Linked DNA regions of Mus musculus: regions 1 and 3 are each linked to region 2. Evidence: chromatin loops called from intact Hi-C (ENCODE). Cell type or tissue: heart. All regions are shown on one strand. Each heading gives the region's core, and the rest is flanking DNA. Links, peaks and the distances in the headings are about the cores only.

Region 1 (10,876 bases), core at 2,308-7,307, 1.8 Mb before region 2:
AGTCATTTACAAGAGACTTATGGAGAATACCTCCAATGTAAAAAGCTTTGCAAAACTCCATCAAAACAGAAAAATAGACAATAAGACAATGTCAAAGAAAAGAGTGATGTGAGCCTTCACAAAAATATGCTCCCAGAGCAGTAAGAAACAAAATACTCAGCTCGAAGAATGGAGACAAAGGAAATAACCTAAGATTAGAACCTTACCGCTAATAAGAAAACATTCATGTGCATCTTTGGCAGTCGTCTTAGCATGCACTGGCAATAAAATGTCCAGAAAAAAACAGAGGAGCAAACCCTAAAATAAATAAATAAATAAATAAATAAATAAATTCTGCAGTGTCAAAAAGGAACATCTTTACATTGAAAAAATTACAAAGAACCCACAAAAATGAATGAAAAACAGATATACAAGGAATTATATCTTTTTGAAACTTAAAAATACCTGAGAAAATGAGAAAATTCTAAAACAATCAAAATAAAGTCGATCAAGATGGTTTTACTTAGCAATAGTGGAAGTTGGAGATCAAGGCAACGTCTTCAAAATTCTAAAAGCAATGTTTTCCAATCCATAGCTAAGCCAGTTATATGTCAAAACTGAAGATAAGTGATACATTTCCAGGATTTTGAAATAAAAAAAATATAATTTATAGATGTCCCTTTTGGGGGTGGGACACAGACTCTCTCCATAGCCCTAGCTGTCCTTTACATAACTCAGTATGTAGACCCAGGCTGGCTTTGTACTCCAATAGATCTGCCAGTCTCTGCCTCCTGAATGCTGGGACTGTAAAGGTGTGCGCCACCACACCAAGCTCTATAGATACCTCCATGGCATCTTTTCAATAATTTGTATCATTTTTGTTGTTGTTTGTTTGGGGTTTTTATACTTTTCTTTTGTTTGTTTGAGAGAGGGTCTGTCTACATAGCCTTGGCTGTCCTGTAACTCACAATGTAGACCAAATTGGCTTTGAAACTCACACAGATCTGGCTAACCCAGCCTCCCAAGTGCTGGGATTAAAGGTGTGCACCACTGTGCTTGCCTGAATTTGTATACTTTTAAAGGGAGAGATAAGTACAGAAAATGTTAACAAAGAGAAACCCGGAACAGCTATGTACTAAGAATTCCAAAAGGAGGAAAAAGACACAGCATCTGCTAGGTGCAAGATGGAAAAACTGTTAAAGAGCCGAGCTTAGGCCTACAAAACCTCTCAGCCAATGCACAAAGAAAACCAAGACGATGCCATTTTTACTCTAGGAACAAAATGAAGGGAAAGCAGTAAGACAATTAGAGCAAACTGGCTCCACAGAACCAAATTTTAATATCACACTAATGAAAACTCAGTGGAGAACAAACCGAAGGTCCGAAGCACTGCTATGCAGGGAGGAAAAAAGAGGCATGTAACTGTCTCCTCCTCCTGTCAGAGGGATAGATGATCATGGCTCAAATTCCCAGCGAGCTGTATGATAAAGTAGAATGCATATGTTACTGTGGTACAGCACTTTATGCTGAATAAAATAAAGCCAAGACCTAGCACGTGGAATAAAAACATTTTGCCAGATACTGTGAATAAAGCAGTGAATAAAAAAAGTTCACACCTCAAGGAGATTATTTCTACTGAGTGAGTCAAATGACCAAGAAATTTACAATACAACTATAAACAGAGATAAGCATTACCCAGATACCAGCAATTACACAGAGAGTTGGTACTAGGGCAAAAGCTGCTCCTGGGCATCTATGGAAAAAACGACTCTACCTAGTGAGTCTGGATCGGAAATCTGAAGGAAATCAAGGACGGACTTTTCAAAAGTAGGGAACAAACACACTCTAGGGGACAGGGCACAGGTTTTGTTGGATGCCTAGGAAATCAGCAAAAGCCTTGAATTAAGAGCAGAATTAGTCCAAAGGAAACGATTAAGACAACAGCCAGCAGGCAAAGTTATACTCATCAACAGCTGAGAGGGCCCCAGGGGACAACAAAAAATCTGCTGTGAGGAAGAAATGATTTAGGTGCCAGAATAAATAAGTTGCTGATTTTTGGTTGTGAAAATGAACTACAATTAAAGCTTTATGTCATCTGTCCTTCTGTCGAAGAGAAAAGCTGACCGATAGTGTATACAGTCACAACAAAGAGAGATAAAGACCAGGCCAATGCAAGGTAGAGAACTTTTAAAAATCAAGTTTAAAAAAAAAAAGGAAAAAATAAGAAATCTTGGAAGCGTTAAGAGGAGAGCCAAAACACGCAGTCCCCATATAGGCAAGCAAGTATTCTATAAGAACACATGGTGCCGGGCATTGGTGGCGCATGACTTTAGTCCCAGCACTCAGGAGGCAGAGGCAGGTGGATTTCTGACTTCGAGGCCAGCCTGGTCTACAGAGTGAGTTCCAGGACAGCCAGGGCTACACAGAGAAACCCTGTTTCGAGAAAACAAAAACAAAAAAAAACAACAAGAACAAAAACAAAAAAAAGAACACACGGACAACCATAGGTTAGCTCCACCTGTGATAATTTATCAGCCTTCTATTACAAAATGAAAGACTACAAAGTTCCATTAGACAATGCAGAGCTTTGTAACTTATCCCCAGGAAGATATCACACATAAAAGGATGCTTAGAGCTCTTTAAAAAACTGAGGCAAGAGTGAGGACATACTGAATGACAGATAAGGGAAAGAGCCTGTAGGTTGCTGTCAGTTCTCTGACAACCATCACCCCACTGGCTTCCAGACCACCTCACTCTCACTTAACAGGTAGAGTGAAGACTTGGACATATTATTCCAATGCTAACTCTACCTGGGCACCATTGAATAACTGAAATGAGCAATGGTGAGAAAGATGCCAACACTGGTACTTAATTTGTTGCTACAGAAAACAAAAATTCCAGACTATTGTATGAGTCCGATCTCATTATTCCCCATCAGGAAAATACCTAATGACCAAACCCTTCATGGGTCCCTACTGCTTACTGCCTTGGTCAGCATGTAAGAAAGACCCTTGGTGATCTAATTTCCTGGTTACTTCTGCAATCTCATCAAACAAACAGTAATTAAACCATGTTCAATTTCTTTAAGTGTATCCAACGTACCTCTTTTCAAGCAGCAGTTCATCTGCCTACACCAATATGCCGGATTCTACTCTGTCTACATTCAACCCAAACTCCTATTCCTCATTGAGTCTGTGTACACCTTACCCTGAAAGGCTTCTGCAAACCACCTGAGAAGGATCACTCCCTGGCACCATCAGTCCACACTTACAAATGTCTGCACATTTCGGCAAACAATTTCCTACACTAACTCTTGAGTGTTCTATGAGCACAGATTCTGTTCTGGATCTCTGTAGCTAACTGGGTCTAATCTGAAGGACTGGTTTTCCCACTAGAAGAAATTAATCATGAGCACAGAGAACACAGTGATACAAGCACCTGTCTCTACATTTCAGCAGGAAAGATAAAGAAATTCTAAGATGGCTCTAGAAAAACCAAACAATTATGTAAAGGCAGGCACAGGGCACATGAAGGCTTCCATCATCTTCAATGACTGCCCTTTTCATCTCCCCAGCCCCATTCCAGTCTGAATACGGAATCCTCTAATGAACAGGGATAGCAGCAATAACCTACTATAAAGGGAGAACCAACACTCTGATCATTTTTATTGCTAAGGTGTGTGTGTGGGGGGGGGGGGGTTGATAAAAGGTAATATTGCGTAATTCATTTTTATTTACACAAATTTAATTGTGTAATCAATATATATTTAATTATATGTTGAAATTGTTCTTGACATAGTACTTTTACAATCATTAGAAAATGTTAAGTTGCTGAAAAATAGTGCATGACATTACTGAGAAACATCGCCGGGAGCTTCAGTTTGGACACTCCAAAGTCACTTAAAAGGGAGTATTTATCTGTGGTACTTGCATACACACACATGTGCCAGTGTGCTTGCATGTATTCATAAGCTTGAAAGGGGCTTTTTAAAAATCAGCGTTCAGAACAAGTGAATTAATGCCATTCAAAATGATTTCACGGTTTAAATCCACAAAACAAAGGACCTTAATAATGGCAAAGACTTGGTACCTTCATAAAAACAAAAGTAGTTTATAAATCATGCCCTACAAAATGAAACAAATGGGAACAAAATTTGGTCTTAATACTCAGAAACCATTCTGTTACAAGAAAGACGAAGACTTTATCATTGGACCCCTTTCTGTCTAGTAGTGACTCTTCTCAAGACAGCATTGCTTATTCTGCCTCGGAACAGGTTTTACAACTTCTAGGTAATTCATGACCTGTTCTAGAATAATTACGGCCACGTAACATCTTACACATAACCGAGAGCATTTAGATTTTTTTTTTCACGCCTACGGGGAGGAGGGGAAGCTGTGTGTATGTGTAAAAATTTCAGAAACCCGTGCACCTGAATACTCACTCATTCTAAGTCTTGACGAACAGAAATCAGAGCCAAGTCAGACAACGTGAAGGTGCATTGGCATAGACAAGAGGAAGGTAAACAGTGCAAAACTCCTGTTTCGTGTTAAACAAACGGAAAGTTTTGGGTTCTCGGGGAGACACTTTCTTGGGGCTAATCAGACCTAAAAGATGGTTCGCTGAGACCGGAAAGGCCCGCAAACAGATTGCAGGAATATGTTTTCACCTTGGTTGGCTAAAAGCTGCACACGCGTGGGATTCCTGGCCATCGGGTGCGTCCCCTGCCCGGGCTCCGGGTCCCCAGATCCGAGTTCTACCCCGAACCCTATCCAGATCTCAATCTGGACTTGCCAGCGCCGCGTCCACCCTCCCGCCGGCCTCACCTTGGTTACAAAAAAGGCTCCACAGTTTAGCGAAGATCAGCCCCATCATGAGCCCCGGACGGGACAGACTTCCTGGGCAGCACTCGGCGGCAGGTGCCGCGGCGCCCGCGGTGGAACCGAGGGGAAGCCGATCCGGAGCCGCGGAGCCTCAAGAGTCCAGCGAAGCTTTGGTCCTCCGCGGAGCCGGGAACCGCCGCAGACTCCTTTGTTCGCAGCGCGCTGAGCCCAGCCCCGACCCGTAGTCGCTCGGTCTGCGCCCACCTACCCTGCACAGCCTGGGCTGGCCACGAGCCCCGCCCCCGCCCCGCCTCCCCACCTACGCCCGGGACCACCCATCGCCGGAAGGTCGGCACGTGACGTCGGCGCGCTGACGTCAGCGGGCGCCTGGGACGTGGCGGGTCCTCCCTGTACACTTCCGGTGTGCGGATGGTGGGCGGGCTTGGCGTCTGCGGAGGCGGGGTGTGGCCGATCTGGGGATTTCCTCGGCGCGCGCTCCCTCTCCTGCCACTCTGAAGAAACGCGGACTGAGGTCCAGAGCAGCGGTCATCCCCGAGGCCTGGCCACCGCGTCCCTCGCTGCTGACCGCCTGAGGAACCTCAGCTGGCGCGGTCCTCTGACTGAAGCGGAGGAGTGGGTTTCCGTTCCTGTCCCAGTGTTGGGATTCTAGCGTGATTCTTAATTCTGAATGGAATTGATAGGGACGTGCGTGCTGGAATGCCTGTAGCCAGGGTCCAGTTAAGTTTCTAAAATCAAAGTGCCATCAGTTTGGCCAAGCGTTAGGTGTGGTAGTTAATCTCAAAATCCTTACCAGTTGAAACTGGAAACTTCATAGGCCAGACTAGTCCTTGAGGCCACCTGGCGGGCCCCACATAACCAGAGAAGAAGCCTGCCAGCCTGACCTTGTAACAAGGTAAACTGTCCCATGACCTATTCCAAATAAAACAAATGAGTATAGCTTAAGATGCCCTGCTAGTGGCCGGGCGTGGTGGCGCACACCTTTAATCCCAGCACTCGGGAGGCAGAAGCACGCGGATTTCTTGAATTCAAGGCCAGCCTGTTCTACAGAGTGAGTTCCAGGACAGCCAGGGCTACACAGAGAAACCCTGTCTCGAAAAACAAAACAAACAAAAAAAAGATGCCCTGCTAGTGCTACACTTCAAAGGACAGTGAAGACTTGAAAACTCGGGTACAAGATCACAACAACTTCTTGATACTAAACCATAGCTCCAGCCTCTCCTACAGAGGAAAAGTTGTACTGATCCTGTTCAAACATAGCTTTAATGATCATCCGTTGGACTACAAATTTGAATGAGTTTGTGGTTGCGCAAACTTATCATTTCTACTTTTGGCCTCATTATTAAAAAGCCGACTTAAGATTCTCTAACGCCCTTTTCAGGTTAGAATTTAGAAATTTGAAAGTTTTGCTAACCTGAAGGAAAAGAAACTTACTCTGACTGAAACAAATGATAGATGCTCACAAATACAGTTGAATATTGCCTAAACTAATAAATGCTGATGCATGTACTGATGTTAGGAAAAAATGGAACTTGTTTATACTGTACATGTGTATTGACTATATATGTATGTATATATATAATACATTATATATACATATATATGTAATGCTTGTCAGAAATGTAATGAAAATAGAAAAATCTGAGCATAAGCGTCTTAAATGTAGCTCAAAAACTAAATACTTTTTCTTTAAATATCCCTTTAAGGTTTTGTTGAGACTAATTTCAGTGTTGCCTTTGGTATACAAGAGGTAATATTGATGTGTATCATGGTGCCACTTGAAAATGAATATAGTTTGAGTTCATGAGATAAGAATAACTTCGTGAAAATATTATGAAATGACAACTTTCAGTGAAGTAGAATCCCATTAAAATGTCTCCAACAAAATATAAGTACTAAATTAGTATAAAATAAACTGAAGTTTCAAGGAAGTAAAATGTTAACTTACAAGGCCTAAAAAAAGGAAAATTATATAGATTAGGAGGAACCAATGTAAACTGACCAGGTGATACTTGGAAAAACTTGATATATTTGGCATTGAGTTCAACTTATTAATCAGTTAAGTTAGATCAGTTTGTACAGGCCTTGAAAAAAAGAGAGTTCAAGAAACTGTGTGTTCTGCCAGCTCAGGAAAAAAAGCCACTCTTCAAAAACATCAAACATTTTCATGTCAATTACAATTTTAATCCAGTTTGCTGATTTCCAGATGAACCAGGGTTGATTGAGTGCCCATACGGAAGTTCTTTTCTGCCATATGGTCGAAGAAATCAATATAATTTCATTCAGGAATATCCTATTAGACACTTTTAGATGCTGTAGATGATTAATTGTTGAAAACAATTTAATATCATTCTTGAAAGTAGAAAAGAATGTATTGATAAATTTCTGATGAAGTTGTTTTAAAATTCACAGAGGTTACACAATACCTTGAGCTTCATAATTTTTGCTAGACCAAAATATCTTTAAGTTTATGACTCTGCTCATATGTGAGCAGTGTGGCTTTTTTCTCTCCTCTGTACTTCTGGGATCACCATAGCAAGCCTCCCCAGAGTTTTCTCCAGTGAGTCTCCCAACAGGTGCTTGGAAGCTGTCACCTTGTGCTTATCATTTGGAGACATGCTTACTGTCTTCCTGGATCCAGGAAAGGCACAGTGGTTTGTAAAATACCCTTTGTAGGATGGTTTTGAAGCTGACCCATTTTGTGCGATGCTCATGGTCCTCTCCTCTTTATAAACAATGTACCCTGCCTTTTGTTACAATCTTGTACTTAGGGCGAGGCCTATTACACATTTATATAACCTCCCATTAAAAACCCGGAAATCTGCACTCCTCCCTTACATAGACGAGTTAACTCCTGATCTGTTTGAATTTGGGTCACTTAGTTCTTCCTTGCAGAGTGAAGACTCTTGACAACCATTCCTCCAACATGGGTATAAACATATCTTAACACGTAGTGAAGGTTGCCCTTTTCCTACACTCTTTAAGTCAGTTCATGTAATTTGTTTGGTCTGTAGTAACACTATAAAGTATGAAATATTATATCCACTTAATGGATCCGAAAAATGAAATATAAGAACTTTAATAATTTGCCCATGGCTGCAAGAACTGGAATATGAACCACAGCAGTCTAGATCTCTAGTAAAATTCTTAACAATTAAGAAGTTACTCACTCAACAACCTGATAAGCCCCATATTCTAAAGTTAAAAGCATTTTATTTTCAGAATCTTTACTGTTTTGTTTCTTTCTCAAATGTTAAGTACACATTCAGGACCAAAGAGCTGGTATTTAGGCTTGTAGTAGCTGGACTGCTAAGTCTTCAGAGAGGTCTGGCTTGCAGGGAGTTTAGTCCTTAGTGTTTCATAATAGCAGCAGGAGAAATGAGGAAATCCCAGTAAGGTGTGGATTATAATTTATAGAACTAATGATGAATCAGTCCAAACGTTTGTGTGCTTAATTCTGGCAGCATTTTGAACCAGATTCTATTCATTTATTCATTCATTTGGCTTTCCAAACACTGTAAGTTCTAATTTGTAGTTTCTCAGATGAGGCCAATTGTATTAGAAAAGCTGAATATTGTATTGACAGGATTAGATTTGTGGCTAAATGGATATGCAAAGATATTACGTTATCTTTACAGAACTCTTAAGATTATCAGGAGGGGGTGGGTGTTAGAAATGCCTATAATTCTGTCTCTCACAAGGTTGAGACAGTAGGATTGTGAATCAAGAAGCGCCTGGGCTAAATAGGGATGTTTGTCTTCAAAAATAAACAATTAAAGAAATGAATGGGACTAAGTAGAAATTCTAGTTAGTAAAGTGCTTGCCATGAAAGCACGACGACCTGATTTTTAGATGCCCAGCACTTGGATTCATCATCATCATCATCATGGTCGTCATCATCCAGCTGAGCCAGGAGTGTGAGCCAGTAATTCCTGCTCTGGGGAGGCAGAGACATGACGTGCAGATCCCTTGAGCTTGCTGCCGGTCAGTCAATCCAGTTAAGTCAGCCAGCTCCAGATTCAGTGAGAGACCTTATCCCAAAAATGAAAGCTGCGAGTAATTGTGAGTGCACATCAATGTCTGGTTTCCACATATATGTGCACATATGTACATCTGGACCTGCACACACACACACACACACACACTCACACACACAAACACACACACTCATACAAGAGAAAAGCATTGAAAGAAAAAGAAGTTTCCTGTAATGGAGAAGTGTAGAATCCAGAATTAAGTCAGTCCCCCAGATCAATCTGAAATAAAATCCTCAGAGATAAAATGAGGTCATAACCAAACTTAAAATGATGATATCACATCATATTTATTTCTCCCACCGGTCCCTGCTTGGGGGCCCATACTACCCCTTTAAAGATCTAAAGTCTCTGTGACATTTGCATGTTTATATAGGAGTCTTCCATTGCTTAGACAGAACATCTCCACTCTACTAACTGCAGATTTACCACATGTTTTCTGGTCACTGTTCAAGTGTTCTGAAGTAGTGAACTACTTTATATCAAATGCATATTTAACAACAGTTTCCTTTTCTATTTCACAAAGGTTTGATTAGTCATTCAGGGAGTGCCCTTTATATGTCAAACAATGAGTATTCTATGTGGAAATGAAATTTCTCCCACATGGACTTTCAAGTTCAAGTTTTCTTTATTTTTTTAAAGACTTCAACTATATCTAGTGTCAAGGTTACTACAAAGTTGTCTGTTGAAATTCCTTTGTGTGGGTGGTCTAGCCCTCTGAATCCTGGGCAAAGCATTCCATGTTGCACCAAGATGTCATTTACCTGTTCTCCCTGCCTGAATGCAGCAGAACAGGCTACCCTTCCCAGGTCAGACTGTGCTTGGTGACAGCAAGGATAGAGTGCACATAGACACATAACCTTTCCCAGAGTTTGATTCACCTGTGCCCCCTTGGCTGCTTTTATATTGGGTAGCTCTATGAAACTAGTTTTATGTTAACTGCTGTAGATTCATATCACAGCCATATAAAATAGTGTGGTGGTTCCTGGAGGGGAGGCTGCCTGTCCTGCTGTAAGCAAGCCTAGCAAACTAATGTATTTCTTCAATTTGGACTTGTCAAGTTTTTCTTCAGCCACATCACTCTTATTTGGGGGTGAATAGATGTTTATGTCCTGTCAGGCATGTCATGCAACACTTAACACCTGTGTCCCAGACACATTCTGTTAGTTTCAGGTGATGAAGTCAGGAAGGAATCCCATGCATTGACCACAGATACATGATCTTGTGGAAAAACTGGGTACTTGTTTTAGAAACTGGCTTACTGGTCTATAGCCTATTTTCTTTTTCTGAGATTGTGGAAAGTTATTACAACTCTTGGAACTTTCTTTTACTCCTTGAAAACTGCTTATAACCACTGTGCTGAGCTGTGGCAGTGTCTTTGTCATGGAATTTTCACCTAGTAAAGACTTGGTGTGTCAGTTATATATATTTTAAAGCCAGTGTGAAAACTTAAAAGATTAAACACACACCAAGCAAAAACCCTCCTCTATAGTTACCTATGAAATATGGCTCAGAACAACAAAAAGCACAAAACAAACAAACCAAAACAAGCAAACCCTAACCCAGTGGCATTGGAGACAAAAGTATTCATCATGTTCAAGCATAAAACATCCCACTGACTTTGGTTAGTTATTTTTAAACTCTTGTCACCTCATTACCATCAGGGAATTCACATCAAGACTCTTGTTCTCTAAAGCACGTTAACTAGAAGCTTCATGGCTAGTTGTAAACACTATTAGGGGATTTTAAGTTGTACCTGAGTACCCACGGGTATTAGCACATTCAAAAAATATGGGTACTAGGGTAGGAGATATGGCTCAATAGTTAAGAGCACTTGTACCTGCATAGTGCCCAGGTTCCATTGTTAGCTCCCATATGTTGGCTTACAACCTTCAGATCCTGGGTTTGATCAAAGAGGCAAGCACATGCACTCAGGCAAAACATTCATACTCTTGACATAAATAAGTCTTTAAAAAAGAAAAAAAAGTGTCCGAGGGAAGCCTCCACCGCTACTTGTACTGGGAC
Region 2 (10,261 bases), core at 1-5,000:
GACTATGGAACGATGAAGGGAAGTGGGGTAGCTTCTCACATTGAACATGTACACGCTAACAGCAGCTCTTCATGCAGGTCTACAGGGTGAGGAATATTATAGGCACATGGAGCCATTTACTTTTCCCACAAGGAAAAGATTTGTTTTTGATCTTCGGTGTTCTTTGTTCATTGTGGCCACTTTAAGCTTTCCAGTGGGAAGCATCCTTCCCCCGGCCCCCACTGTGATCCCAGGAATAAAGTACAACTGGAAACAGGCCAAACAGTGGTGCCCCTTCCCCCTTGAAAGTCCACTGTGCATTCCTCAAAATGTGTGCACACATAACACTCTGTAGGATCATGGCACCGGCTAGTATATCACAAGAATGTCAGTATTTCTGAGGCTATACTTTATCAGATATTTCTAAATCCCAATGCAAATGGCGAGTGCTGTAAATTCTTATATGTCTTCATCTACAAATACTTGAATATGTAAAGCCCCATTTCCTATTCTGGAGTCTGAGTGGCCTGACAAGAATAATGGGAGTCTCAGGCTAGCTTGGGCTAGCCCAAGCTAGCCCAAGCTAGCCCGAGCTAAGAAGGTGATACTGTCTCAGAAAACAAAACCAAAACAAACCTACTGGATTTACCTCACGTGTTAGTGATGAGCTGAAACAGAGGTGATCGGATGGGTAACCAATGGTGGGTTTTCACAGGTAAGAAATGGCAGCAGCAGCAGTTCACCACTGCTTGGCAAGTACTGCAGCAACCTGCTGCCCAACCCCATCTTCTCTCAGAGCAATGAACTGTATCTGCACTTCCACAGCGATGACTCAGACACCCACCATGGATATGAAATTATCTGGGCCTCCTCTCCTACTGGTAAGATGCTCACTCTGAGGGAAGCTCCTGTGGGCTGATGGGGTGTCCACCACAGGAAATAACATTACAGGAAATAGGAATGCGGCCTTCAGCACATTAGGTCTGCGCCTGATGATTTTCTGTTAAAGACGCAGATTTCTTAACAATGAGAGTACTGAATTTTCAAAATCCTACAATTATTTATCATTTCTTTGATGTAAAAGACTGAAATTTTCATATAAAAGGTCTGACAATGTAAACATTCCATGTAAACATTATTTTTGTTCTTCGGATGGAATACCCAGGAGTTCTCTTTGAGAATTCAGGAAATGAAATCACAGGACAAGTCAGGGCCAAATCTGTGTGTGTGCAGGCAGCTGGCTCTATCCACAATGAGCAGCGGGCTGCACATGTGACCGTGTGTATGCACGTCTCATGGTATGTGTCTATGAGAAGCTCAATCCTTCATGGTTCCTATCATTTGGTGGCAGTCCTGTGTCGTAATTGCTACTTCAGGGTGATAAATGTCTTCTTGAATTTTTGGTCCACTGTTCATTAAATAGCAGGGAATTTAAGTCACATGAACACATTTAGATCGAGAAAAGAGGGATACCTCCAATACTTCAATTTTATAATATCTGGGAACCTACAAAATAAAAATCATGAAAGGAATCTTTTAAGTATATTAAGGGATAAGAGAGGGTCCCATTCAATAATCACAGAAAACAAAATCTACACACGGAAGGAAGCCCAGTCATTAACTTCCCTGATTGGTGAAAAGGAGGAACCGATGAATGCATTGGCCATGGCCGCAGGCCTGCACATGAGGGAGTGAAGCCGTAAGCCACTCTGACCTACATAGTAAGAACTGATCTTGAAGAGAGAGGGAGAGAGAGAGAGGGAGAGAGAAGGAGAGAAAACTCCATGCTCCAGGAAACATGGCTAACTCTATCTTTACACGGGAAGTTGGTTACTTGAGGAGAGACTTTGATCTTGGGACCCATAGGCACCCTGTTGCTATTACACACCAGAGCCCCCACAGAAAGGTGACCCTGCTCAAGGCATTGTACCAGATTTAGAAGTTGAGAAGGTCTTAGAACTGCTAGAGTGGGCCTGATGAGTTTTGTTGTAGCATCTAAGCTGTGACGTCAGACGTCAGTCGTCAGTCTGGGTGTGCCACAGAATGTGAGTTGATTTTCGCAGTCATTAATATTTTCTATGCTCAGGGAGTCTGCTGTACCCTCAAAGCATGCAGATGGAGACTTTTCTCTTGGGGTAACTATTGTATTGTTTTCCAGTTTGTTCCTAGCTTGAGGTTAGCAAAGAATAGTCCCGGGGGAATTACCTTGGGTCACAGCCACTGGGAAAGGACTATCCAGTGGGGATGGGCCCGGAGGGGCTCTCAACCAAGAGGAGGGTTTCCATGTTGGGCGCTTTCTACCTGTGTGGGAAAGCAAGCTGGATGCTAAATGGAACCTTTGTCCATTCTTTCTTTGCAGGCTGTGGAGGGACTCTTTTGGGCAACGAAGGTATATTAGCCAACCCTGGCTTTCCTGACAGCTACCCAAACAACACTCATTGTGAATGGACCATCGTTGCTCCTTCTGGAAGGCCTCTCTCTGTTGGGTTTCCCTTTCTCAGTATCGACTCTCCAGGTGGCTGTGACCAGAACTACCTCATACTCTTCAATGGTCCAGATGCCAACTCACCACCCTTTGGACCGTTCTGTGGCATCGTGAGTAAACAAACAAGCTATTTTACATTTCCACATGTAAAATTTCACATGTGATTTTTTAAACAGTGACGGTAACGGTAACTACAGGCACATGCAAACCAAAAAAAGAAAAAAAAAAGTTGTAATTCAGTGGCTTTCTATTTTGGGAGTATGAGCACCATCTAGTGGCAGATATGTCATATTACAGTTACCACTAAAAGCTACAGAATCAAACCTTACCAGGGAGTTAGGGCACTGTTTTTAATTTTTCTCCTCTTTATTCGCACGGCCCTTTGAACCAAACAAGGCAAGAATTATATCACTGGATGTCTAGAGAATTAAAAAAATATAAAACTTATTTTAAAGCTTGTAAGATTTTATTTTTAGAAACATTAGAAAGTACATCGTAAGTTTAAAAGTTTGAGAATTCTATGTATTCACCACTTACCTTTCTTTGAATACATATACACATTTGCATATTTGAGCACACGTATTTTCATATCTGAATGCATACACATATCTGCATCTTTTAAACTGTTTATAACTTACCGATCCTCCACTAACACCTTCCCACATTAATGAAGAAACTTTTTTGATGTATTATTTCCCATGTACCTGAGTGCAGCCTGGATTACTAAACAAAGCCTCTGGGTTTCGAAAGTAACTTCTCCCCAACTATATCCACCATTACAGCTCTGGGGAACATATCTTAATATGGGAAAATCAGTTACATGGGGAAAGAATTTGATCTTGGGACCAGTAGGCACCCTGTTTGCTATTATATGCAGGATAAAATGAGAGATAACTTTGTTATCTTTGTATGGCTCCTGTGTGTAGATTTGAGTACCTTCCAAGCAGTCAGATCTATTTGAAGCCACAGTTGGCAGCCTGTGCTGCAGGAAGAGTTCACTCTGGACTTTGTAGATGAAGGACAGAGGCGCTGGAAGGTGGATGACTCCCTCTTGTAGCTCAGTGTCATCTCAAATCCAAGGAGATAATGGATACGCTGTATCCATTATCAAAGTATACTCCTTTCCATATGTAATGAGTTTTCCATTTATTTTATTAACATTTCACAATGTTAACCTATCATATAAAGCATAAGAATAAAAGAAATAAGAACTAAACGCTAAGGTAAAGCGCCAGCAGCCTGGCGGTTGTGTGTGGGTCTGCATGTGCTAACACCAGCAGCCTGGCTGGGGTGGTGTGCATGCGCTGACACCAGCAGCCTGGCTGGGGTGGTGTGCTTTATGGCACAGCACTGATGCGTGCCATTGTTCACATTAGTTCAGATACACAGAAGATAAAAGACCAGTGAGGCCCACCATTACCTCCCCAACCATCGCCTTGCAGCCTTCTGTCTCTGGAGGCATTCTGTTGTATTAATTAATGCACTAATTATTGGTGTGTCACAGTTAGAAATATATGTTGCTTCACTCTTAGAACTTCTATAGAGTTTCTATAGGTAACACTTTAAGTATGCTGATATTTCTAGAAATATGTTTGATTTAAAAAATAACCTTTCTTCCCCTCCTCCTCAATTGCAGGACACTGTGGTAGCACCCTTTCATGCTTCATCAAATCGGGTCTTCATAAGATTCCATGCGGAGTATGCAACCGTTTCTTCAGGATTTGAAATAATGTGGAGTAGCTGAATCGGGAGAGCTGTGTGTAACCCCTCTGGCTCTGCCCCGCGCCGTCAGACGCAACCCGCAACCCTGCCCAGAACTCTGTGGTTCTCATCCCCATCTCTGCCCACGCCATCAAACACGGACTGAGCTTCTATGGCCTTTACAAGAGAAAGTGTATGACCAATTTTTTTACATTTGGTGTTCTGAAGGCAGAGCCTGGTGGTGTTCCACTCAGGTGTACATGCCATCCTTACTGGATGCACCATTTAGTGGAGACCTTTTAAAACGTTCTTTAAAGGGTAGAAATTATCCTGGCACACTGATGTACATTTCTAAAAGTTGGTGATACAAATAGCTGTATGGTTTCCACTATACAAAAGTCAAAGTACGGGTAATAAACATTTCTTAAAACCATACAGTTCCATTGTCTCCATTTTTAACCCATTGCGATCAGGTTTTCACTGTGACGTGCGCTCGAAGATTTATTGTGGCCTCTGAAACTGCTTCCCAACACGAACTCCGACTTCTCCTCCTTGGATTTGTTTCCATCACACTGAAAAGGGCATGGTGGGCCATGCAGTAGGAGCATGTGCAGTACCACTCACTTGGCAGAAAACCAGGAAGTGAAGCACTTTAGCGCCCCAGTTCCTCCTGCCCAGGCTTTTATGGCCTCCCCAAACAGCGCCACCAGCTGGAGAACAAAGGTTCTGCAGCCCCCCAAACGGCTACACCAGCTGGCACCCAACTAACTGTTACAATCCAATAGCCATGAGGGGGCGGGGCATGTCAGATTCAAACCACAGCACACTAAATTTTCAGAAAAAAATCAGCCTTACTCTCCATTGCACAGCGACTGTTCCTCTCTTTAGCTTTGCACACACCTTTCTCACACAACTCAAGCCCTGGTATTCTGCATAGCATACTGCCCACATCATACAGAAATGCATCATACTTCCAGCCTGGTAGTTACAACTCACACAGGCCATCAGTTCTTATTCTATGTGTACTTTATTTAACAACTTCATGTTACCTTTCAGGCCTTATTTCAAGCTACTGCCGTAACAGACAAGAAACCCATGAATATTTGGTTGTAAAAGCTGGCTGTCTCTGTTTAAAAGGTGTTAGTAAAAGCAAATTCTCAAAGAAATAATGTTCCAAGAAGGATCATGCTCTAGTCCTGAAGCATATTTTGTGTATTTCTATTCAAGTTAAGCCAAGAACACAGAGCATTTTTGTAGACAGTTATATTATTAACAAGCATAAAAAATGCACAGACCCTTGCATATGCCAGCTCGTCCCTGAGCGGTGGGGATCACAGTGTGGTGCAGTTGTGTATCAGAGTGTGTCACCTCAGGTGCCCTAGCTCTGCAGCTTTGTCAGGACTGAGAGCATCCTACAGCATGTTGTTGCCTCCAGGTGGGTAACTAAGAGTGGTACCCACTACTTCACTTCCAGGAGGAAACCAAGTGCTTTCAGAGATTGCCACCGTCTCCAGCAGATCAGACAACTTCACAGAAAGAAACTTAGTACAGGTTAATCACGCTAAGCAAAGTCTTAGAGACTTGCGCTGAATGAGAGTGTTGCTTCAGCTGACTTCAACACTCAAATACTGAAGAAATTGTTTCTGTAGGGAACAGAGCGGCACCAATGAAGTATCATCGTAAACAGCTCTGCTTCCCATTAGCTATGCATATATCTAAAGTGTGTGGATAATGCTGTATTGGAAATGTGGTAAAGCAATGGGTAACATCATTAAATCCAAAAGACCCCGACAAGCTGAACAAGGGACCAATTGCAAGAAGACCATGGTGTCATCCATGCATGAGGCCATATTGATCTGGCTTCTGGGAACTTCTCATGTCTTAAGACAGAGCAAGATCACTCATTCACCCCCACAAAGAGAGCAAGCACAACCAGGGTTTTCTTCCTGGTGAGGAGTCCTTTGAAAACTCAGAGTCCATTCCCCCTTTGCTGTGCATACAGAGCTTATGTTTTTGGGGTGGCTACTGTCTGACCACCTAAGTATGTCCCCTCAGGCCTAGACGTCTACCTTTGAAATATTGTAGAGCTTTGCCTCTTTTTTAAAAAAATAAGTTTTCAACTTTAGAATTACATGATAATATTGAGTAAGCGTTCTTCAATTCTATAGTCACACTTCCTGGACATAGTAGTGTGCATCTTGGAAAAGCATGGATCCTTCTCATAGATACTTCGTTCTGTGGAAACCAACTGAGATAAAGCTCTCTCTCTCCAGGGAGGCCCTATCTCCTATTCGCTAGGACAGGAGCCTGTGAGCGATTATTCAGATTCAAATAACAAGGGCTATAAACCCCGAGTACAGTCCGAGAATGAACTTAGCTAGAGGAAATGGATTTGACAATTTTATTTATAGCCAGCCCTCAGAAGATCTGATGATAACCCATTTACAACTTGAGATTTGTGAACACCTGGAATGCAGGAGTCTTGGGCATGCGCTGAGGTCCCCTACTTGTGGGAGCTGATGTTAACTGCATCTGTACAGTGTCGGAATTGAGATAAACTGTAGGACGCAGCTGGTACCTGCTGGAGAATGGTTTGGGATGTGGAAATGGCCTCCTCCAGCAAGTTTTGGCAGTATAATGTGTTGAATGTTATAAGAGTAGCAAAACACAGTTTATTTTTTCCTTCTCTCCAACAAGGGTAAAACTAATTTCTAGAAAATTCAGAGAGTGGATGGAAATGTGTTGATAAAGGTGTTAGCATTCTATCTAAACTCCACCCCACATTTACCTGGTAACAGCCAAGTATGCTCCTCCCCACAGTTACCTGGTAACATCCAGGTAGGCTTGACCCACTATAAAAGGGGCTGCTTGTCCCCTCCTCCTTCTCTTGTTCTCTTATCTCTTGCTTCTCTCTTGCTCTTCCGTTCCCCATTCCCTTCCATTACCCATCTCTCTGAGTGCTCATGGCCATGGGCCAGCCTCTACTTCTCTTCTCTTTCTCTTCCTCTCTCTCTCTTTCTCTCTCTCTCTCTCTATCTCTCTGCTACTCTCTTAACTCTCCTCCCCATACCTTGAATAAACTCTATTCTATACTATACCCTCGTGTAGCTGGTCCCTTAGGGGAAAAGGATGCCTCTGCATGGGGCCACTGAGACACCCCCTGCCCCCCATGCCTCACCACACCCCCATAGAATATACCCCCTTTTTCTTTATCTTTTTATAAACACATCAAAGGGGACTTGTTTCCCCAGATAATTTCAAGACAGGAGCACAACGGAGATGGGAATTGCTGGTCCAGGAGTTGTTTGTGTGTGTGGCTGCCTGTTGCAGTGAGAGATGGTAAGGCAGGAAGTAGGGGAAGTAGTATAGCTGACACTCATAACTGCCATTCCCCTGCACCAGCAAAGGCAGGTTGGGGATGACTTTCTGCACAGAACTGTACTCTTGTCTCTAAAGAAACGTAACAAATAACTCAGGGAGAAAAGGATGCAGACTTAGACGGAAACAAATCCACTTACAACAGTGAGAGGGGGTCAGGAAACAACACAAATCATGCAGAAAAATCAGCCAAGGTCTTCAGGCTTGAACATGAAATGTTAACTAAGATCAATTACCAAAAAAGACTCTTGCCTGAGGAGCCAACAAAAGTAGACTGTTGAAACAAACTGACTTAGCAAACAGAGGTAAGGTTAAACTTATTGTCTTTAGAGCTGCTGAGAAAAAGAAATATCCATTAGAGGAAGAAGGGAAGGTCATGATGCAAGAGATCTGCTGTGGTCATCATAGCTGCGTGGAGGATGAACTGAACTGGGGTGAGGGAAAGTAATGTGAGGGTGCAAAGAAAGGCGGCAGTCTCCAGGCTAAGGGGGCAGGGTAGGGGTAGAAGACATCAAATCTTCCTGCATTTGACTTTGGGCTTCCAGCCTTCAGAATTATGGCGTTTTGTTACACCAGCCCTAAATGATGCTTTAAACTTATATAGTAAAACTATCTCCATCAGAAACAGCCAGAGAAAAACTATCAGTAACCTTTCAAAAAGCACTAATAAATATTGATGCTTTGGGCTTAGAGGGCTCACAGAAACTGAAACTGCATCCACAGCTTGTATGAGACTGTGCTAGATCAGTGCTCTCAGCAAATGTCTAGCTTAAGAAGTGATGAGGCAAGCCGGGCGTGGTGGCACATGCCTTTAATCCCAGCACTTGGGAGGCAGAAGCAGGCGGATTTCTGAGTTCGAGGCCAGCCTGGTCTACAGAGTGAGTTCCAGGACAGCCAGGACTATACAGAGAAACCCTGTCTCGAAAAACCAAAAAAAAAAAAAAAAAAAAAAGTGATGAGGCCTGGACAATGCAAGTTGCCTGCATTGCAAGTATCATCGTTTCATCTGAAGTGTGTTTAAGGAGAAATTTCTGCTTTCAAATTCAAAGTGCCGAATCTTTTTCTAGTACCTGCTTGGCTCATTGCTTATATATGTGTGTCTAAACTTCTGCACGTCTGTCTGACTGCTTATCTGTCATGTACCTAATGCCAGAGGAATAATTCTGGAATGATTTCCTATTTAATAGTGTGAAATTGTCACTAAGATTAAGTTTTTTACTGGGTCATCAAGATCTAGTCATTAGGAGGTAGAACCCAGAGGGTCAGCAGAAAGTTTATCTATCTATCTATCTATCTATCTATCTATCTATCTATCCATCCATTCTATTTGAAGAAAGTGGGAGAGTTCTAAGAGCCAAGATTTCACGGTTCATGGGTGTAAACACCAACTCAGACTTCTGACATAGTCGTGGTTTACTGTTAGCATCTAACCCTAAGGGAGATAGATTCCAGTTCCCAAGACCAAAAGGAACGGAGCAAAACAGTTAGATACAGAAACCTGTGAGTTACCAGCTGAGGACATAAGTTTCGGGCGGAATCTTTGTCTTCAGAATCTTTACCATAATCCAGACCTCATACCTCCACCAGGTCTGCGACAGCCAGGGGCACACGAGGGACTCACGGTAACAACTCTCCGTGGGAGGGGACCGGCAACGAAAGACGCAGGACAAAAGAGAGTACCTGACTTGTGGATTTCTCAGGACGGAACTCCAAATCCCTCAACACAAGCTGCATTCTAAGAGTCTACCTCGGTACCAGCGACCAGCTTAGAATCCCCTGCTTCCGCCCACAGAACTTTGTCCTTCAGCTAGCTTACTGAGCATGCGCAGAATCTAGATCACATGCACTTGCTGAGTCCAATTCAAGTTCCAAACTCAAGAAGATGGGCGTTCCTCAGCGTAGGGCGGAGTCTCTGAGACTAAAACGTGTACGATTGGTCCGCCTCGGGGTCCACTTTCTTCAGTGGGCAGAGCCTCGCCTGGAGCCACAGCTGGGAAACAGTTCTCCTAATTTGGGAAGTGTCAGGCCGGGAGGGGCGTGGGGTTGGCCGGATTTTGTGTGCGCCTGCGCGATCGCTGGGACAGGGTGTGTTCCTGCTGCGGGATCCTGTTTTCGGCTGATCCAGTTCATCGCTCTCCACCCGAGTTTCCCTTGCAGGTCCCTAATCACACCCACCAGGTGTTGCTCGCTGCGGTGAGTGTGCGGGGTCCAAGTCCTCCATTAAGGACTCCATGGTGATACCCATTCTCCCCTAGGCAGCCCTGGAGAATTCAGCCTGGGCCTCTGCTCCTTTCCTGCCTTAACCTGCCCCACAACCCCCAGGCTCCCATTTTTGCCATCATCCACGTGCTTTGTTGTCCTTTGCTACAGAACATGTCCAAGTCACTGAAGAAGCTGGTGGAGGAGAGCAGGGAGAAGAACCAGCCGGAAGTGGACATGAGTGACAGGGGTATCTCCAGTATGTTGGATGTCAACGGCTTGTGTAAGTTCTCTTGGACAGTTGCTAAGTTTGTAAGTAACTGCTCTCTTGGGAGGCGAGTTTCGGAAGCCTGCCATTCCACCTTTGCTCGTCACTTGGTCACTTGTCAGGAGCTTGCAAACCACAGTTAGTTCTGCTGGGACTGGTGAACCAGATGAGAACGTCACACGAGGTGTGCTGCAGTTCCTTCTCAGCGGGTGAGGGAGCTTCATAGCTTTGAAGTCCATCTTCCATGTAGT
Region 3 (10,876 bases), core at 3,073-8,072, 520 kb before region 2:
TGATCTTTTATGATCTCTTAACTGGATTTCAGAGATCAATGTTTTTTAATTTTAATGTTTTTACACTAAAACCATATTTTGTAAAGTAAGTGATGATCCTAATTTTTGTGTGTAATTTCAGTTACTCTTAAAGTTAAACCAGCTTTATTTTTAGAATTCCTTCTATATTTTATATTTGATTAGAAGTGGACAAAGATATGCAATAAGACATATCTGAAGATATGTCCCTCATACAAGGTCATCGATTTCCTGAAATTATTTCTGCTTTTATTTATATTCTATGATTTATTGAAAGTATGCAGCTTTGGTTATACTATTCTTATGAATTTCCTCTCCAAGGAGTAGTTTTAACGTTATGAATGTGGTATTGTCCTGCCATTCTCACAAATCTTTAATATTGCAAAAACCGATCAGGCAGTCTGGAGACATCAGATACTTTCCTTTCTAGACAGAAAGGGGAAAATGTCATGTAAATGAGGGTTCACTGGTGCACCGGTTCTTTATGCCTTACAGCATTCATTTCTTTTTTTATATTGATGATTCTTATATCCATGGAGATCTCTCCATCTATCTGATGTTTAAAGAGATATAGATAGATATATTTTGTATCTATCTATCTATCTATCATATATATATGCACATACACACACATATATATATATGTACATATATATATGTATGTATGTATACCACATGCACACACACAAACATACACACATTGTTTAAACAGTCTGTACTTGGAAACCATCTTCATGAATCCTGAAATCTATGCCTATAGAAACCAAACATATCCCTAGTTTTCTTTGAGCCCTCTTTTTTGTTGTTGTTGAATAACATTTGTTACTATTATATAAAACCATATGCTCCAAATAAAAACACTTTTAACTTTCTGGAAGATTTTCAGTTATTCAAACATATATATATATGCCACAATCTTTCTTTTTAAAGTCATTTTCTTGAAGTAGGAACATTCATGGAAAAATGCATAAAGAATAGTAAAGATTATATAAGCAGCAAATGTTGGGATGTGGCAGAATAGGAAGGCAATAAAAGGGAATCAAAATGAATGCATTAGAGCTGGGACAGTGCCTTGGTGGGGACATGAGTTGCTATGGAAGCCTGGGGAGCCGAGTTCGGCTGTCCAGCACTCAGGTAAAAAGCTGGGTGTGGCCACACCTGTGCCTGTAACCAGCCAGCACTGTGGGGAACTGAGACAGGAGGATCACTAGGGTTTGTTGGTGGGTGAACAATCTAGCTCAAAGTATAGTGACATAAACGGTCTCAAAGAAATATGGCAGAGAGTGATAGAGCAGGGCTTCCACCTTCAAACACATGTGTGCATGCACCACATACATACAACATATACATGCGTGTGTGCACAAACACACATACACATACACGCACATGCAAACGCGCACACACACACATGGCATGTGAAAAGCCAGTGACAGAAGGAAAGACTGGAAACCTACTACTACTATCAAGAGACAGAACATGCATGTTAGGTGTTATGGCTACCCTTGCTTGTGAACTTAACTACATATAGAATTAACTACCCCCCCCCCAAAAGATGGAGGGCACACATTTGAGGGATTTTTGATTAATATGAAGTAGGAAGATCTACTCCTAATCTGTATCTCTGAGGTAGGCAATTGTGACTTTATTGGAGATCTTGAGTTGGGAGGACAAACCTTTATTCTAGACCATTTGAAATGCTGGCAAAACTCACCTCTAATCTGGGCCACAACTTCTGCAAGGACATGGGAAAGGGAAGGTTTTGCTCTTTGCCTGCTTGCGCTCACCTTGCTAGCGAGTCCATGCCTTCACTGGCATTAGAGACTACTTCTTTGGGATTCCAGAATGTAATGAAGACCAGCTGAGCCATCCAGTCTTGTGAGCAACTACTGGATTATTGGATTTTCTAGAGAACCCTGATTAATGCAGTAGGTAAACAAATGCAGGAGAAGGCAGCACTGTGTAAATGACCCATAAAATAGCACTTCTTTTGTAAACTAGAAACACAGAAAACCTGGAAATCTCAGAAGATGCCCTCTGAAACCCACTATCTGCCTAGAACAGGCAGAATTCGGTCTGCTCACACACTAGTGAGCACAGAGGATTGACCTCGGGTCTGAACTCCTAGTCTTACCATATCCCCAATCTTACCTGGCAGAGATCTCTGGGGTCAAACCTGCAAGTAGAAAGTTGATAGCTTCTCTGGTATCAGTTTTCAACTGACAAATAGTATTTGTGACGATGCTTTTGTAAGTTTCTTGTCTTTCAAGGATAAGCAAGTTAATTAATACCTTACCAACCCAAGACTTAAATGATGAGGCTTAAGGTAAAGTTCCCACTGTCAAATTTTAAGGCTCAGCTCTGAATTCCCATTGCAAATTCACAAAATGGGCTTTTGTAAGTCCCCGGACTATAGCCATGGGCATGATAGAAAACAACTCCATTTGCAGCAAGGGTGTTTAGGGGACCCAGCACAAGGGTGACACTTGCAGTTGCCTTGAGCCCAGCTGTGCTGAAATATTAAACTTTAGTAAATCAGGTGAAATTGCAGCTTCCTGGTGGATTCCTAATGTCCTTTCCCTTTTCTGCAGATTGTTGTTAGTATGAATTGTCTGCATGGAAATACAACTCAGGATATTTTCCAAAACCAGGCAACCCTTCTGCTCTCAAGGATAAGTCTGCTGTACCTATTCATTTAAGAGATGGAATAAACTTCTAACTATGTAGAATTGTATCACCACTTCATTTTACTTTAGTTAACCTTTGTTCTTTAATTTGGATTTTTTTGTTATTCTTTGTGTGTGCACACACACATGATGTGTGTGCTTAATTATAGACACATGTGTGCCATTTCCTGTGTATGGAGGTCAGAGGTCAACCATTAGGCATTGGCTCTTTCCTTCCCCAGTAGGTTCAGGGATCCAACTCAGGTTGTTAGGCTTTCAGAGCAAGCACATTATCCCTGATCCATCTTGCTATATCATTTTAGCACTGTTGGAATTAGCCACATTACTCCTATGTGGAATAAGTAACTGAATCCCTAAAAAGGTCCAGTTGTGTAAAAATAGCGCTTTCTTCTTTCTTGATTAGTGACATTTTAACAACAGTGGTGAGCTGTAGAAGAAAATCATATCTATAGTCACATTTATTTTCTGCTTCCCAATCCTTCTCTTTGAGAATAACATTTATTTGAAAGTGGTTTCACTTCATTGGCCATTTACTGATCAACTATGTGCAAACTTCTGATTTGGTTTTAACCAAGTGTTTTTCCAGGAGATACAGATTGGCACCAGGAACTAGAAATCCTTAAATGTGTGTGGCTGGGGGTGGGGGAGCATAGAATGGCAATGGGTATCTTCCGCTATTGCTCTCTATGGTATTTATGAGATAGGGCCTCTCAGTAGTCCTGGTTAGATTGACTGGGCAGAGAGCCCTGGAGTTCTCCCATTCCCACCCCACCTCAGTGTTGTGTAAAATTACAGGCTTGAGCTACCAGACCTAGCTGCCTAGCTATCTATGTGGGTGCTGCAATCTGGGTTTCAGTACTCCATTTTACCCACTGAGCCACTTCTCTGGCTCTTCTAGATATTTTAAATTAAGCTTTCCCCCCAAATGATATAGCATTCAGGTTGCTTTTGGAATAACCTCAGCTGTTCAAAAGTAGAATGAATAATCACAGGAAGTACCTGTGTGACAAATGATGAAGTTTATGCTCTGTTGGTGTACTTCAGGGATCTAGAGTAACAGATAGAGCAGAGAAAGCCTTGCCTAACCTTAGGGGCTAGGGTAGATGATGGACCATGCTTGGACAGCATAGGTTAAGGCTAAAAGAGTTGGGATAGTTTTCTAAAAGAATAATTGGAAAGCCAGATTATATCATCTCATCATTGGCTCATTGTTCTGCATCAGGTGAGGTTCTGATCAATAAACGTGAGTTTACCTAACAAGTGAGATATTCCTCAATATGGTCTGAAGGAAGCATCTTTGTCCTCGTCAGTTACAGCTCTTCATAAATACTCTTGCCTAGGTGGAAGACACAACAACGGATTTTTAAAAATCTGGATGAGTTCAAGGTCAGAGTTACAGCATTGTAAAGTTCATGGTTGGTGGTTGTCCCCTCCCCTCACAAATTAGTGAGAAAGGAAACTCCTGCCCTCTGCGCTCTCTCTCTCTCTCTCTCTCTCTCTCTCTCTCTCTCTCTCTCTCTCTCTCTCTCTCTCTGTGTGTGTGTGTGTGTGTGTGTGTGTGTTGTACATACATGTGTGCGTGCACGTATGTACAGGAACAAAAGCCAGAGGCTGGTATTGAGTGAGGTCTTCTATCACTCTCCACCTTATTGTTTGGCACAGATCCTCCCACTGAACCCTGCCCTAGCTAATTCATCCAACTCAAGTGGGCCATCTCTCCAGCCTCGTGTTGAGGATCAAATCACAGTTGGAGGATAGAGTTTCAACACAGAAACTGGATGTCGACCTATAGCTACGAGAAAAGAAATATTTGAGACAAATAAATGTCAACCATTTACTTGAACAAAGAAGGACTCGTGAATTAGGCAGCACTGGGAAACAGAAGAGGGGATATCTGCCTATCAGTGGGCAGCAAGCTTTTGGTGGGCGGGCACAAAGTCTTAGTAGAGGGATCACCTGATTGGCTACATGTAGGTAACTGACTTTGCGTGGTGTGATGAGTTAGCTGCCTATGATTGGTTGGTGCATTTTTCTCTTATTGGTGAAATTCTCGTGTTCGTTATAATTCCAATTAGGTTCTGGATTAGGCAAGAATTTAAAATCCAGAGATCACCTCCATTGGCAGTAGGCAAATCTGTTTTTCTGAAAAACATTTGGTAAACAATGGTAAACACTTCAGGTTTTGAGAGCTATAGACTCGCAGTCACCACTACTCAATTCTGCCCTTATAAGCAGTCAATCTGTCACACAATCGCATGCTCATCAATAATACAAATTACTGGACACAAAGATGTCCAATAAAACAGTTGTTTTAAAGCAAGCAGAGATGACTCTGGTCAAAGGTGGGTGGACAAATTGCCCTTGAAGATCTCTTGGTAATTTGGTGTCAACTGTCCACGGAACGTCGTGGGAAGGTGCCATGCAATGCCAGTCTACTCAAACGTTACCAAGTTCCTGGCAGCTTTCAGGCACGTGGGAGGATCCAACTGAGCAACCCAGTTTGCAAACTTTTTGAAGTGGGTCCTTTCTGCTCTTCTCTTCAGTCCTCCAGGTTCTAGCTCAGGGCCTCAGCTACATAGCAGAGTCGCAATGTGATTGGGTGGGTCACTTGGGGCCAAGCGCGCACTCGGGCGAAGGTGAGAGCAGCTGAAAAGTTGGAGCCCAATCAGCGCGGAGTTGAGCGCTCATACCCCAACCTTCAGGTGACCCCGCGTGGCGGCGGCGGCAGCAGTAGGCAGAGGCAGCGGCGGCTGCAGCGACCAGAGCCCGCAGCGGCTCCGAGCGCCTCCGGGAGGACAAGCGACGAGCTTGGAGAATCGTCATCCGCTAGCTGTCCGCCAGCTTCGCCAGCTTCGGCGGCCGGGGCTGGCTTGGAAGAAGCGAGCGAGCCCGAACGCGGCTTCTTCGGCTCGGTGCCCAGCAACACTGTTGCAGGCTGGGCTCTGGGCAGCCCCCAGAGTGCGGGCCCGCGCCACCGCCTTTGAACGCTGGGGGTGTGCGTGGCAGCGGCCGCGGTGGCGGCGGCGGCGAAGGCGGTGACCGGAGCGGCGAGTCGGTGCCGCCCGGGCTGCGCTTCGCCCCGGCAGCTTTGGCGGCGAGGACGCCCGTGGCTCAGGATGAGATCGGGGGGCACGCTGTTCGCCCTCATAGGCAGCCTGATGCTGCTGCTCCTCCTGCGTATGCTCTGGTGCCCAGCCGACGCGCCTGCCCGCTCCAGGTAATTCCCCGGCCTCAACTCGCCCCACCTGAAAGGTCCGGTGCGCCCACGCTGTGCTCTGGGTGTTGCTTCCAGGGGACGCCCGGAAAGATCCGGGTGACTGACCACTTTAGACTTTTGACTAAGCAGCTCCTTGAGGGTAGGGTGGAGATCAGGGGTCGCGGAGAGGCGACGCTTGGCCGGATGTCTTGGTTTGAAGTGGAAAGGGACACGTCGGGGTTGGGAGGGCTCCGGATAGTGCCTCTGTGGGCGAGGGAGCTGCAGAGCGGAACCTCCTGAAGAGGTTTCCCGCCAGGCTCCAGGACTCCCCCATTCTACTCCTGGTTTTGTCCTATGGGATTTTTCCTGTCTAACTTCAAGATTAGGGACCCATCCCGGGAGCTGGGGTGCACAAAGATGCTCTGATTACGTCTGGAGTGCAGTGCCCAGTCTGCCAGCCACACTGGCTTCCAACGCGGTGTAATAACTTAGTTTTCTCCCTGGCTGTGCAGGCTGTTGATGGAGGGAAGCAGAGAGGACACCAGTGGTACCTCAGCTGCACTGAAGACACTCTGGAGCCCGACAACCCCGGTACCACGCACCAGGAACAGGTACTAAGGCCACTAGGGACAGATGGACAAGGTCTGGGCAAGACTGCGAGACCCGTGGAACTCACTTGAGCGTTTTGCCTGGATATCTCTGTCTGTCTGTCTCTGTCTGTCTTTGACAGAGAGAGAGAGAGAGAGAGAGAGAGAGAGAGAGAGAGAGAGAGAGAGAGAGAGAGAGAGAGAGAGAGAGACTACGCACATCAACCTTTAAAAACACATCTCTCCATATCGGCTACACTTTCAAAGATGGGTACTGAATTCTGTAGATAAAGGTGTGTGGAAAACCCCAGAGAAGGCACTTGTCTATCTTTACTGAGAGATTTGGTTTGTGGGTTTTGTTTTCTGTTCTTTAAAGTGCATCTGTGTTGAGATCGAAGGAATACAATTCTTCAGTGTGTTTGTCCTGGATGAAAAAGAACTTACATTTCTTCCTTACTGTGGGTGTGTATTAATGTACAGTAATTATTGGATATCTATTATTCTGATTATAGAAATAACACAACTTAATATAGAAAGCCATAGGGGAAATACATAAGAGAATTTAATATTAACTCAGAGCCCAGACCCAGGTATCATTTTCAGGTTAGGACTACTTTATGTCTCTGTAATGTCTATTTCCTATATGTGAAAAGTACATGTGAGATTGTACTTTGTGTTTGTGTGTCATCTTTTTCCCCTAAAGGATCATAGGCCTGAACATGATTTTACCACCTCCCACCAATGTTGCTTGTTACTAGTTATTCACCATCTTAATATTCTGTAGTCTATTTAATAATTTTTTCTTTACTCATTTAAATGCTTTCCTATCTTCATTTCGTTTTGTTTGCTAGGAGACATTCTATTGAGTCTATCTTTGTATGTAAATCTTTATCTTCATTTCAGACTCATTTCCTTAGGAGGACTGATAGGAAGTTGGATTATTAGGTAAAAATGAACGTGCATTTAACGTTCTAAATCACGTTTCTTTCCAATTGCTTCCAAGAAGAGTTGAATCAATTTCTGCTTCCACACGTCCCCGGAGCAGGCTGCATCCTGTTCTGCTTTGTTATAACGATGGCAATTTTGTATACTGCCTCCCCCTCTCTCTTCCTCTTCATCCTTCTGTATATTCTTGGCTCTTGAATCCACCTTAATCTTCTGATTGCATGACTGGACATTGCTTTCCACAAGGCTCTGGGCCTGATCCTCAGAAAGATCTGGAAGTACTTAGAAGAAACTGCACTGAAGAATTATTGCCACAGGTGCCTCATTGGAATTCCCGAGTCTGGTAGGGACACTAGGAAATCCTGGAGTAATAAAACTCTTGATAAAAAGACTGATATGTGCTTGATTTCACCCAACTTTCTTGATTTCATGGAAGGAGTAGCTTTGCTTATGAAATGAGGGTGAGAGGACTTCTGCCCACAAGTCAGTCGTTGAACTATTATTGTTCATTCTGGGGGTTTCCTTTTGAGAAATCCAAAGCACATACTCCTTAGTTCTCTTGTCCCAGGTCTTTCCAGAGGTCACTAATTAATTTTTATTTCTTTGGCATCCTTCCTTTGAAAAATCTACTTGCTATACTTCTTGAACTAATATTGGCAATTTATATTTTTACTGAATATGGTCCATTTTTTAAAAAGATATTCTTTTTGTTTAAACCAGACTGCTGTGTTTGTGACAGAAAAAAAAACCTCTTTGTCCTTTGATCTATTTTATATCTTTCTCATTCATGATTTTTATTATTCATGGAGCAGGGGAGTAAATTGAAATTCACTACTGCTTGGCTATGTAGAGAAACTGGCAGTTTTTTCATGTCTCAGTGGCTGGCCTGCTCTTCCTTGTTACTGATCTTAGCAATATTAAGAGTAGCCATCATCCCTTGAATGCTTCTTGTGTAGCAGACACTGATCCAAGCACTTTATATTTATTAACTCATTTATGCTTTTGAACTGTTAGAAAAAACAGTTCTCCTCATTTTATAGATTGAGAAATTGAAACACACAAGATAATTTCCTGATGTTATAGAGTTGTGCAACCAAGAGTCAAATCCAGGTCACATGGAGCCAAGAGCCTGTTCTCAAACTCCTTTATGTGTACATGCATGTCTGTGGTGTGTGTGTGTGTGTGTGTGTGTGTGTGTGTGTATACTTGTGTGACAGTTTAAGCAACTCTTTCTGATAATATTCATTCTCTCTTAAAGTACACACTCCATGTATCAGATTGCCATTTTTGCCACTTCTTGTTTCTCTAAGATGGCATCTAGATACATAGGTGTAAAGGGGCATGGTATGTCTTAACTCTCCTATCTGCAAAATAACATCCCTTTTCTGCTTGGAGGCCACCCCCTCACCCCCCAGTCACTTTTCTGTTTGATGGCCAGCTTCCTGTCAGTGACCATTGTAAGAACTGCAGCTTCTGACTCTTGTTCTAGATGCTCTTGCTGCAGTCCCAGAGGCCAGAGGGCATCCTGATGCTACCTCTGGGGGATCTGCTGAAGATTTTCTTTCAGCCTGTCCTTGTCTGTCACTAAAATGTTTGCTTTTCTCTGTTGCAGGATATTTGATCATACTGTGAACCCCGAGATTGTATTATTTACTAGAGAAACCTGGTTTTAGTTATGGGTGTTGCTGAGTTCTAGCACGTGTGCTTAATCCAGGAGCCTTTTGGTTACTTTAAACAGGATTAAATGGAATCATAAGTCAAGAGGAGGAGCAAGCCACAGTTGGCAGGGAGTGAGCATAGGCCAAAACCACAGAGAGGAAGAGGAGGACAGGAGGACTAATAGAGAGCCACACAGAAAATAGAAGGAAGGAACATTCTGTTTGAAGGGTTTCTGAGACAGTGTGAAGAAGTTCTCTTTTCTTTTGTGATGTTGTTTGGGGAGGAAGGTCAGCTGGGTGCTTTCTCTGCCTCTTTGAGCCAGCAGGTTGTCACCACAGCATCTGGCTTCCAAGCCTTCACTGGTAAAATCCAATGATTGTTTTTGTTGTTTGTTTGTTTTAAATTGGAGGAGTTAGCAACCCCCTTCTGCCATTGCTACCTCAAACTTAACCCTGTATAGTCCCAACCTTCTCTCAGTAAGTCAGAACCCATGGCTGCCCTTTTCACCCCAATGTAAATACAGCCTTGATTAAAACATAAGCTTTAATGTAAGTTATGGGAAGTAGAGGGAAGGGACTGGGGAAGTGGCTACCCAGTGAGGTGGTTGAATGGGAAAGGAGGCAGGTGTATAAGCGCCCTCTGCAAAGTTCTCTGGTAACTGCAGCAAGATCTGTTGTTTGAAGGGGAAATCTTTTTTTTTTTTTTTTTTTAAGTAAAAACATGCTTTATTTATGAATACCATTTTAATGGTCTTAACTCTAAGGCTAGGCAAATTTCATCACCAAAGATCAGTTCTCCATGTATGATTTTTTTTAATTAGGTATTTTCCTCATTTACATTTCCAATGCTATCCCAAAAGTCCCCCATACCCTCCCTCCCCCCCACTCCCCTACCCACCCACTCCTACTTCTTGGCCCTGGTGTTTTTTTAAGATATTTTCTTCATTTACATTTCAAATGCTATCCCCTTTCCTAGTTTCCTCTCTGAAAGTCTCCTATACGCTCCCCCCTCCCCCTGCTCCCCAACCCACCCACTCCCGCTTCCTGGACCTGGCATTCCCCTATACTGGGGCATATGATCTTCGCAAGACCAAGGGCCTCTTCTCCCATTGATGGCTGACTAGGCCATTTTCTGCTACATATGCAGCTAGAGACATGAGCTCTGGGGGTACTGGCTAGTTCATATTGTTGTTCCACCTTTCAGCTCTTTGAGTGCTTTCTCTAGCTCCTCCATTAGGGGCCTTGTGTTCCATCCAATAGAAGGCTGTGAGCATCCACTTCTGTATTTGCCAGGCACTGGCATAGCCTCGTAAGAGACAGCTATATCAGGATCCTGTCAGCAAAATCTTGTTGGCATATTCGATAGTGTCTGGGTTTGGTGGTTGTTTATGGGGTGGATCCCCGGGTGGGGCAGTCTCTGGATGATCCTTCCTTTGAAGGGAATTCTTATGTCTCCTTTCTCCCTGCTCCCGTCAGTAAAACCTTTGCAGACTGTCCATGTACACCACGTCTGTGTACCCCACACCTGTGTACCCCATGTCCATGTACCCCACTGGGTATTTCTAACTGCCTAGGAGACGGCCATGCATTAAAGACAGAGAAGAAGACACACTAAGAATTAAAATATAACAATAAATTCTTTCTTTTTCACATAAACTTTGTCAAAGTCTGTTCTGGCCTTTTTGGATTTACATTTCCTCAAACGTATTTCTGTGCTCCATTTTATTTGAAGTTTTTAAAAAGTTATTCTTCTTTTCCAATGTCTTGAGCTGCAGGGTTGATTTTTTT

The links. A loop is a pair of places that touch in the nucleus more often than their neighbours do. Peaks named below come from ENCODE experiments on the same cell type or tissue, not always from the same donor. Only the 100,000 strongest peaks of a DNase experiment are listed, where the experiment ranks them.
Region 1: a loop joins it to region 2, with 5 times the contacts of the local background. A loop is called at or near these places in 4 of 42 quality-filtered maps.
Region 3: it touches region 2 in a loop (2.6-fold over the local background); 10 of 42 quality-filtered maps call a loop at or near these places.

What each region holds. Positions count from the first base shown.
Region 1 is chr2:15,049,501-15,060,376 of GRCm38, reverse strand. Arl5b (ADP-ribosylation factor-like 5B) reads right to left here and starts at 5,057. Exons shown (of 6, transcript NM_029466.5): 1 at 4,803-5,057. The coding sequence starts at 4,848. It also overlaps a transcript of Nsun6 not described here. In heart, for the core only: a CTCF peak has its summit at 5,309; a DNase peak (open chromatin) is centred at 5,136; H3K4me3 peaks cover 2,956 bases; H3K27ac peaks cover 2,183 bases.
Region 2 is chr2:13,270,675-13,280,935 of GRCm38, reverse strand. Cubn (cubilin (intrinsic factor-cobalamin receptor)) reads left to right here. Exons shown (of 67, transcript NM_001081084.2): 65 at 695-860; 66 at 2,339-2,574; 67 at 4,101-4,598. The coding sequence ends at 4,208. Gm13270 (a long non-coding RNA gene) reads right to left here and starts at 9,359. Exons shown (of 3, transcript XR_865976.2): 1 at 9,224-9,359. It overlaps Rsu1 (Ras suppressor protein 1), which reads left to right and starts at 9,521. Exons shown (of 9, transcript NM_009105.4): 1 at 9,521-9,736; 2 at 9,914-10,025. The coding sequence starts at 9,917. In heart, for the core only: CTCF peaks have their summits at 2,746 (motif pointing left) and 4,875 (motif pointing left); no DNase peak of the experiment used is centred there.
Region 3 is chr2:13,788,387-13,799,262 of GRCm38, reverse strand. St8sia6 (ST8 alpha-N-acetyl-neuraminide alpha-2,8-sialyltransferase 6) reads left to right here and starts at 5,743. Exons shown (of 8, transcript NM_145838.1): 1 at 5,743-5,919; 2 at 6,411-6,509. The coding sequence starts at 5,819. In heart, for the core only: a CTCF peak has its summit at 5,652; a DNase peak (open chromatin) is centred at 5,462; H3K4me3 peaks cover 1,582 bases; H3K27ac peaks cover 768 bases; H3K27me3 peaks cover 3,924 bases.